Linked DNA regions of Homo sapiens: region 2 is linked to region 1. Evidence: chromatin loops called from intact Hi-C (ENCODE). Cell type or tissue: Calu3. All regions are shown on one strand. Links, peaks and the distances in the headings refer to the core of each region. The heading gives the core; the rest is flanking DNA. Region 1 overlaps LOC124900869 (a long non-coding RNA gene). Region 2 has its middle 27 kb from the start of LINC02431.

Region 1 (5,390 bases), core at 163-5,162:
TGCAATTCACAATACATACCCCCAGTGCTTTGGAACAAGGCTCTTCTTTGTAGCATAAACCACAAGGTTAGGTGACTGCACCTGTTCTCATAAGCTCAGATCTCTCAGATACACCATATCACAAGGTGAGACAGGTACAGCATCAATCTATCACACTATGAAAATAACATTTTGGGATCACACCAAGTAAGTCCAGAGGACAGAATTAATTTATGCAAATAGGTGGCTAGAATCCTATGCCACTTCTCACTTTAACACTGACTCCTCTCTAAATTTAGCATCTAATAGCTTCATAAACTTTCTTTATGATGAGTTGAAGAAAGAGAAAGAAAACTGGGACCAGGTTCGCAGGTGGTTCAGCTTAATGTGTTAATGGGACCAAAAAATACTGGAGCTGCATTAAGTGGCACTTAGGGGTGACTGTAAAGAAAAATAATGAAGGAACAAATCCTTCCTGTACACAGATTTATAAGTAGTGCACTTCGGCATTTACATTGTATATAGAGGGATGGTCTGAAATAAAGATATAGACTCTTGGTCAGTGGTAAATAGTAAATGATTGATTGGTCACTGGTATAGATTAAAAGATTCGAGACAAGCAGTTTGACGGAAGAGGTATTTTGGCTCAAAGTGCTCAGATGTTGTACCTTACGTCAATTTCCACCTGAGATCATTCATTACAGAGGAGACAGTTATCCAGTGATGGTAAGTCACCCTCTATCGTCAGCAACCCCAGTACTGCACAATAGGCCCATGATTAGGAAAGTCACAGTGGCAACATGTACTTCTTTTCACAAAATATTTTAAAGCAGCTGTTTCTACGAAATTCCAAAATTATTAAGTTGTATGGATCAAAGAGTTTGATGAAGGTCCAAGACATTATAATAAACAAACAGCCACTCAGTGGCAACTCGATTACACCAAACATCTTCCAAGTATAAAATTCAGATGTATCTGATATAATAAAATAAAATGACTCCATATAATATCAAAAGGAAACTTTGGTGAATTCCTCTGTAGAACAGAAGACTGAAAAACTTTTCTATGACTCAAAATCCTAAAAAAAAAAATAAAGGAAGAGTGAGGTTTCACGGAACTAAAATAAAGGGTAGGAGGAAGAAAGGAAGGAAGGAGGAAGAAAGAGAGAGAAAGAGAGAAAGATAGATGATAGATAAGGGAAAGAGAAAGAAAGAAGAGAGAAAAGGAGAAAGAAAATAAAAGAAAAAAATAAAAGTAATGAAAGAGGGTTTTCTGAAAGATGGATGACTAGATGCAACCAGGAAGTGCCACTCCCACGGAGAGGGACCGGAATTTTGACTAAACCAACATAATTTTAACACATTTTCAGAGAGAAAATGCTGAATGTGGATGGAAAAAGGATGCACACACCAAGCCTGAAGAGGAAGGAAGCTGGGAACCCCTGTCGGGTACCCAAATGGAAGGGCTGGCTACTGGCCCTGAATGGGTCCTGGAGAAGGGGTGAGTGAAGGAACTGGGGGACTGCCCACTCTCTCCATAGACCTCTGGTATCCTGGTTCCAGAGATTAGGTGGAGATAAGGCTTCAGCAGGTATGGAGTGATCTTTGTGCATAGGACAGCTTCTATGGAACCCAGCCATAAGTGCCATCCCCCAGGGCTCCCCATCTTCCTCTGAGCGACTTTGGCACCAGCTAATAGATGAACTGGAAGAAACAGGGCTGGCTTCCCTGCAGGGTTGGGGTACATCTGTCCTATAGGCCTACTTACCTGCCAGCCTCTCCCAGGCTCCTGCTTGGCCACTCTGCAAGAACATGTACACAATGCAGCCCCCACTACCCGGTACTGATGCTTTGCTCCATCTGAGTGCAACCTAGCAGACCAGGAGCCTTTCAGATCCTCCAGCACATCCAGAACTCAACCCTAAGTATCTGGAGCAGGGAGCTGAGAGCAGGTCCTGGTGCCTAAGAGCTCTGGCTCGTGATTCAGGAATACTAAGTTGGGATCGCTGCCCAGCACTTGAGGGAGGAAGGAGGCCACACCCCCATAAAACTAAGAGAGGTGAGTTCCACAGGTTGCAGGCTGTTGTGGGACCTGGTTGTGCCTCCCTCCACAGGGCTGGTCTAGTAAGAGTGTGACCTGTCTCCCTGAAAAACCTCTACCTAAGGGAGCCCCCACTCTGAAACGCCTAACAACAACAACAACAACAACAAAAAGTCAGACACAGTGCCAGTGATCGGAAGTGACCCAGGAGTGTAGCCGGTGAGAAAGTCACATCTCTCCTGCTCACAATACAGAGCACAGCTGCAAACCAGAAGATGCACAAAAGGCTCGTGCAACAGAGTAAGAGCCTATCTACTACTCATTGCTCACAAGCGCTATCTACTGGATCACAGTCCAAACTACAACAGCAAAAAGCAGCTGCTTCTCTCTCTTGGGAAGCCGAGGGCAAGAATTCAACAACAAAGACCCTGTACAGAGCATTATAAAAACTTTCAGAAGTAAAATAAACTGACTATACTCAATTTACCTACAGTTAAAGCAACACCAACCCTCCCAAATGAGAAATAATCGGTGTAAGAATTCTGGCAATTCAAAAAGCCAGAATGTCCCCTTACATCCAAACAAGCTTAGTAGGACTTCAGCAATGGTTCTTAACCAATCTGAAATGGCGGAAATGACAGATATGGAATTCAGAATCTGGATAGCAAGGAAGCTCATCAAGATTTGGGAGGAAGTGGAAACCAAATCCTAGGAAGCCGAGCAATCCAGTAAAATGATTCAAGAGCTGAAAGACAAAATAGTAATTTTAAGAAAGGCCTAAACTGAATTTCTTGAGTTGAAAATTCAATACAAGAATTTCATAATGCAAACAGAAGTATTAAGAGCAGAATGCATCAAGCTGAAGAAATAATTTCAGAGCTCAAAACTGGTTCTTCAAATTAACTCAGACAAAAATAAAGAAAAAGAATTTTATAAAATGAACAAAACCTCCAAGAAACATGTCATTATTTAAAGAGGCCAAATCTATGACTCGTGTGCATCCCTGAGAGAAAAGGAGAGAGAATAAGCAACTTGGAAAATATATCTGAGTTTATAGTTGATGAAATTTTCCCTAATCTCACTAGAGAGGTAGATTGCAAATTCAACAAATATAGAGAACCCCGGATATATACTATAAAAGATGACCCTCCCCAAGACACATAATTGTCAGATTGACCATGTTCAACACAAAAGAAAAAATCTTAAGGTCACCTAAAGACAAAGGTCAGGTCACATACACAGGGACCCCCATCAGGCTGCCAATAGATCTCTCAGCAGAAACTTTACAAGCTAGAAGTGATTGGGGCCTATTTTCAGTATGTTTAAAGAAAACACATGCCAACTAAGAATTTAATACCTCATTAAACTAAGCTTCAAAAGTGAAGGGAAATAAAATCCTTATCAGACAAGCAAATGCTAAGGGAATTCATTTCAACTAGACCACACTTATGAGAGGTCCTTAAGGGAGTGCTAAACTTGGAATCAAAAGAATGACACTTGCTACCACAAATAGTCACTTAAGCACATATCCCACAAACACTATAAAGCAACTACACAATTAAGTCTACATAACAACCATATAACAGCATGATGACAAGGTAAAAATATCACATATCAACACTAACCCTTAATGTAAATGAGCTAAACGCCCCACTTAAAACACATATGAAATGGCAATCTGGATAAAAAGATGAGAATCAATAGTGTACTGTCTTTAAGAGACCCATCTCACACATAATGACATCCGCAGGCTCAAAATAAAAAGTTGAATAAATATCTGCCCTGCAAACAGAAAATTTTAAAAAGCAGGAATTGCTATGTTTTATATTAGATAAAACAGACTTTAAACTTTTTACAATTAAGAAGCATAAAGAAGGACATTACATAATGATAAAGGGTATAATCCAACAAGAACTAACTATCCTAAATGTCTGCACACCCAGCATTGGAGCACCCAGATTCATAAAACAAGTTCTTCCTGACCTACATGAAGACTCAGACAACCACACAAAAATGGTGGGAAACTTCAAAAATCCACTGACAGCGTTAGACAGATCATTGTGGCAGAAAACTTACAAAGAAACTCTGGATTTAACTCAACACTTGACCAATGGACCCAACAGACATCTACAAAATATTTCACCCCATAACCATAGAATATACATTCTTCTGAATAAAATATAGAACATAGTCCAAGAAAGACCACATGCTAGATCATAAACAAGTTTCAATAATTCAAAAAAATCAAAATAATACCAAGCAGATGTTTGACCATAGTGCAATAAAAATGGAAATCAGTATTAAGAAGATATCTTAAAACTACACAGATATATAGAAATTAAACAACTTATCCTGAATAACTCTTGGATAAACTTTGAAATTAAGGCAGAAATCAAAAAAATCTTTGAAATTAATAAAAATAGGGGCATAACTTATCAAAATATCTGGGATACAGCTAAAGCAGTATTAAAAGGAAAGTTCATAGTGATAAACACCTTCACCAAGAAATTAGATAGACCTCAAATTAACATTCTAACTTTTTTCTAGTTTCTATCCTAAAGAAACTAGAAAAAAAAAACAACCTCAAAGCTGGCAGAAGAAAAGAAATAACTAAAATTAGAGAAAGGTTGAATAAAATTAAAATGTAAAAATTCATACAGAAGATCAATGAAAGCAAGTGTTTGTTCTTCAAAAGACTAAATAAAATTTATAGACCCCCCCCCCCACAGCTAGATTAACAAAGAAAAAGAAAGGCAAGACCCAAATAAACGCAATAGGAAATGACAAAGGTGGTATTACAACCAACCACATAGAAATACAAAAGAACCTCAGAGACTACTATGAATGACTCTATTCATACAAATTAGAAAGTCTAGAGAAATTCCTGAAAGCACAAAATCTCCCAAGATTGAATCATGAAGAGAATGAAACCCAGACTAGAACAATATTAAGTTCTAAAATTGAATCAGTAATAAAGATCTTAACAACCACAAGAGCTCTGGACCAGATGGATTCACAGCTGAATTCTACCAGACATACAAATAATTGATACCAATCCTACTGAAACTCTTCCAAAATATCGGGGAGGATGGGCTCCTCCCTAAATCATTCTATGAGCCAGCATCAGCCTGTACCAAAATCTGGCAGAGACACAATGAACAAAGAAAACTTCAGGCCCGTATCTTTGATAAATATATACACAATAGACACGAAAATCTTCAATAAAATATTAGCAAACCAAGTTCAGCAGCACATCAAAAAGTGAATTCGCTACAATCAAGTAGGCTTTATTCCTGGTATGCAAGCCTATTTCATCATAGACAAATCAGTAAATGTGGTACATCACATAAACAGAATTACAAGTAAAAACC
Region 2 (5,390 bases), core at 291-5,290, 77 kb before region 1:
CCTCTCCTTAGGTTTCAGAGGATTAATAGAAATGCCTGGATTTCCAGGCAGAAGTCTGCTGCAGGGGCAGAACACTCATAAAGAGCTTCTCTATTGGGGCAGGGCAGAGGAGAAAAGTGGGTTTGGAGCCAGCACCTACACAGAGTCCCCACTGGAACACAGCCCTATTGGAGCTGTGAGAAGAGGACCATTATCCTCCAGACCTCAGAATGGTAGATTCATTGATAGGTTGCACTGTGAACCTTGAAAAGCCAAAAGGCACTCAATATCACCCCATGAAAGCAACTGCAGAGGCTATTCCCTGCAGAGCCACCGGGGTGGAGCTACTCAAGCCTTAGGAGCCCACCCTTTGCATCAGTGTTGCCTTGATGTGAGACATGGAGTCAAAGGAGCTTATTTTGGTGCTTTAAGATTTAATGACTGCCTTGTTGGGCTTCACACATTCTTGGTGCTTGTAGCCCTGTTTTTGATGTTGTTGTTGTTTTGCCAATTTCTCCCATTTGAAATGGGATCATTTACCCAATGCCTGTACATCCAGTGTATGTTGGAAGTAACTAACTTGTTTTTGCTTTTATAAGCTCATAGGCAGAAGACTTTCCTTGTCTCACATGAGACTTTGTACTTGATCTTTTGAGGTAATGATGAAATTAGTTAAGACTTTGGGGGATTTGAGGGAAGACATGATTGTGTTTTGCAGTGTGAGAAGGACATGAGATTTGGGAGCAGCCTAGGGCAGAATAATATGGTTTGGCTCTGTGTCCCCACCCAAATCTCATGTTGAATTTTAATTCCTAATTTTGGGGAAGGGACCTGGTGGGGAGTGGGGATCATGGGGGCAGATTTTCCCTTTGCTGTTCTTGTGATAGTGAGTTCTCATGAGATATGGTTGTTAAAAATGTGTAGCACTTCTCTCCTTGCTCTCTCACTCTCTTGCTGCCATGTGAAGACATGCTTGCTTCCCTTTTACTCTTCTGCCGTGATTGTAAATTTCCTGAGGCCTGCAAGTCATGCTTACTGTGCAGCCTGTGTAACTATGAGACAATTAAACCTCCTTTCTTTATAAATTACCCAGTCTTAGGTAGTTCTTTATAGTAATGTAAGAACTAACTAATATAGGAATAAAATCAAAGTAAGAGCAAGAAGAGTTTGAAAAACAGAAGAAAATATTTATTTATTGAATAAAAGACCTATGACAGTATAATCAATTTAATGTTCCTATTTTTTAATCAAAATATCAGTTGTTGAAAAACAGCCTGCTGCATGGTAAAAGTGATGCCACCTTTATGCAAAGCCTCCATGATGACTGATGTTTGAGTCCTGCCTACCAACATGTTCCATAGCATGGTCTTAAAGCAATGCCTATAATATAAATAACTCCTTGTATAGATTCTTATCTAATCTCCCAATGTAACAGTTCAATGGGTGCTTCTTGCCTGCTGCACAGCAAATCTCAATACACTATGACAGGCAAATCTCAATACACTATGACAGGCAAATCTCAATGCACTATGACAGTGGGTGTTGCAGCAGAGAATGAGCTTAATAATCAAAAGGCAGCCAGGCAAGAAGGACACAAGCTATTTCTCAAATCCATCTCCCTGAGACTTTGCAGACTTGGATTTTTAAGGATGATTTGGTGGGCAGGGCCTACAGAATTGTTTCTACTGATTGACTGTGTTAGAAATGAAATCACGGTTTTGAAATGCCGAAACTCTCTTGGTGTGCTGAGTCAGTTTCTGGGTGAGGTCACTGGTCCAGCTGGCATCAGTTGGTCCACCAGAATGCAAACTCAGAAAAATATCTCAAACTCCAGTCTTAGGTTTTACAGTAGTCATGTTATCTATAGGGTCAATTAGGAAAGTTACAAATTTTATGACCACCAGGTAGTGACTATGTGTTAGTCCATTCTAATATTGCTATAAAGAAATATGTGAGATTGGATAATTTATAAAGAAAAGAGGTTTTTTAATTGGCTCATGGTTCTACAGGCTGTTCAGGAAGCATGATGCTGGAATCTGCTTGGCTCCTGGGAAAGCCTCAGGAAACTTACAATCGTGGCTGAAGGTGAAGGGGGATCTTGCACTTCACATCCCGGAGTAGGTGCAAAAGAGAGGGTTGGGGGAAGAGCTACACACTTTTAAACAGTCAGATCTTATGAGAATTCACTTACTAACACAAGAACAGCATCAAGAAGATGATGCTAAATCATTCATGAAAAACTGCCCTCATGGTCTAATCACCTCCTACCAGGCCCCACCTCCAACACTGGGGATAACAATTGAACATGAGATTTGGGCAGGGACATATGTCCAAATCATACCAGACTTCTAAGTTATAAGCATTTACAAAAAGGCAAGTTAGAAAACAATGACTAGTTATTATTTAACTATGTCTAAGTCTTGGCAGAATTCAAGTCTCTAGTATAATTCTAACCTTGTGGCCTTTCATTAGTTTTACAGAAGTGGTTTTCGTCCCTGAACAAGGAAGGTGTTAGTTTTAGGAAGGAACAATCATCATTCTTGCTTTAAAGTTCAACTATAAATTCCTCCCACAGTTAGCTTGGCCTACATGCAGGAATAAGCAGAGGCTTATGAGATTACAAGTAAGATGAGGTCAGTTATATCAGCTTTCTCTCAATGTTATACTTTTGCAAGTGTGGTTTCACCCAGTGGTCAAGAGTTTCAGCAAAAAAGTCTGAGATGTGACCAACCACATATGTCTTTACCCTAAATGCTTGCTAAATGAAGGACATTTTCTGGAGAGTGAGTGTGGAGATACACCATCTTGTGGCCTTTCAAGACATTGATTCTGTTCTTACATCTCTATTAAATCTTTCCTTCTGATAAACTGGATCTGTCAGCCTCTTTCTTCAGCCTTTCAGCTCCCTCGGACCTTGAGGGTAGGTTTGAATATATCTGCTCACCATGGAGCATCAGTGTTATTGAAAAATATCAGTGCTTCATACAATTTCTCTAAAATATCTTCAAGATGGATACTACATCAGTTACCAACAATTACAAATAATCTAATTATTGCTCTGATTTCATTCTGAGTTAAAAGTTAATGATTTATAAAATATTATTATATGGACTTAGATGACCATGAAGAATTACCTTATATTTAGACAATATTTATGTCTTATATTACATTGAATTTTACAAAAGAAATTATTTGAAAATCTGCATCAAATTTTCCTTGTGCCAAGAATGATTTGTGGCAGATTGGTTTTCTCTTTCTCCATTTTCTACATACAAAACTAGATGGATATTCCCTGCCTTCCTTTCCATTAGATTTGACATGTGACTTAGTTGGGATGTTCGTCCTAGTCCCAGGTTTGGCCAATCAAATTCTTCCATGTAAAAGCCTCCTCATGCTTTATTCCACAGCTGACTTTGTATAGGTGAGCTTAGCAAACTTGAGCACCATATCTTGGAAACAACAATTCTACAAGATGAAAAGAGGAGTCTGGATCTACAAAATGTTTCTTAGAGAAGATATGTCTGCAATCTGAATCTCTCATTAGATTTTTCTATTAAAAGTAAATACACATTTATTTGGTTAAGCTATTGAAATTTTTGGCTTCATTTATAATAATATCTATTATTATCTATCTGTGACACATTATCTATCTGTGTCTCTATCTATGTATGTATATTTTTTCTTATTTCAGTATCTTTTGGGGTACAAGTGTTTTTTTGTTACATGGATGAATTATATAGTGGTGAATTCTGAGATTTTAGTGTACATTGAAACTAATGTGTAATTTTTTTTATCCCTAGCCCCTCTCGCACCCTCCCCTTCTGAGACTTTAAGGTCCATTATATTACTCTGTATGCCTTTGTGTACTCATAGCTTAGCTGCCACTTATAAGTGAAAACATGCAGTTTTTGGTTTTCCACTCCTGTGTTACTTCACTTAGAATAATGGCCTCCAGCTCCATCCAAGTTGCTGCAAAAGATATTATTTTGTTCCTTTTAATGGCTGAGTAGTATATAAATATATATATAACTTATATATAAATATATATAACATATATAAATATATATAACATATATAAATATATATAACTTATATATAAATATATAACATATATAAATATATATAATATATATAAATATATATAACATGTATAAATATATATAACTTATATATAAATATATATAACATATAAATATATTAAATATATATTTTATATATTATATATAAAATATATATTTATTTAATATATATTAAATATATAATATATAAAATATATATATTTAAGTTTTTATTTTATTGTGGTAAGAAAATGATATGAGACTTTTCTATTAATAAATTTTTAAGTACACTATAGAGTGTTTTTAACTATAGGCACAACATTATACTGAAGATCTCTAGAATTTATTCATTTTAATTAACTGAAATTTTACGCCTGTTGATTAGCAACTGCCCATTTCTCCTTCCCACCAGTCCCTGGCAACAACCATTCCACTATATGATTCTGTGGGTTTGACTATTTTAGACACCTCATATAAGTGGAACAATGCAGTAATTGTCCTTCTGTGACTGGTTTATTTCACTTAGCATAATGTCCTCCGGGATCATCCACGTTGTCACATATGGCAGGATTTCCTTCTTTTCTAAGGCTGAATGATACTCTGTTGCAGGTACATACTGCATTTCCTTCATCTACTCATCTGTCAATGAATCTTTAGGCTATTTCCGCATCTTGACTACTGTGACTAATGCTGTAATGAGCATGGAGGTACAAATATCGCCTTGAGTCCCTGATTCCAGTTATTTGGACAAATATCAGAAGTGGGACTACTGGTTGATATGCAAATTCTATTTTTGTAATTGTTCCAGCTGTACCATTTTCCATTCCCATCAACAGTGTACAAAGTTTCCAATTTCTCTACATCCTCCCCAACACTTGTTATTACTATTTTGTCTATTTTTTTGTAATAGCAATCCTAACAGATGTGAGGTGATACCCCATTGTGGTTTTGATTTGCATTTCCATGATAATTAATAACATTGAGCATCTTTTCATACACCTTTTGGTCATTTGTATGACTTCTTTGAAAAGTGTCAAGTATTTAGCCCAATTTTTAATCAGGTATTCGTTTTTGTTTGTTTGATTTTTACTCCTGGCTTGTAGGAGTTCCTTATCTGTTTTAGAATTAACCCCTTATCAGATATATGTTTTGCAAATATTTTCCCCCATTCTGTAGTTGACTGTTTACTCTGTTGTTTTCTTTGTACAAAAGCTTTTTAGTTTGAGGTAGTCTCATTTCTCCATTTTTGCTTTTGTTTTCTGTGCTTTTGATGTCATATCCACAAAATCATAGCTCTGTCCTATGTCATGAAGCTTTTTCCCTGTGTGTTTCTTCTAGAGGTTTTACAGTTTC

What was found. Peaks named below come from ENCODE experiments on the same cell type or tissue, not always from the same donor. Only the 100,000 strongest peaks of a DNase experiment are listed, where the experiment ranks them.
Region 2: it touches region 1 in a loop (8-fold over the local background); 1 of 110 quality-filtered maps calls a loop at or near these places.

What each region holds. Positions count from the first base shown.
Region 1 is chr4:170,988,118-170,993,507 of GRCh38, reverse strand. The region is part of intron 1 of LOC124900869 (a long non-coding RNA gene); the gene reads right to left. Among named protein-coding and RNA genes, the nearest start is that of LINC02431, 50 kb to the left of the region's middle. In Calu3, for the core only: no CTCF peak of the experiment used is centred there; a DNase peak (open chromatin) is centred at 2,347.
Region 2 is chr4:171,064,966-171,070,355 of GRCh38, reverse strand. No RefSeq gene overlaps it. Among named protein-coding and RNA genes, the nearest start is that of LINC02431, 27 kb to the right of the region's middle. In Calu3, for the core only: no CTCF peak of the experiment used is centred there; no DNase peak of the experiment used is centred there.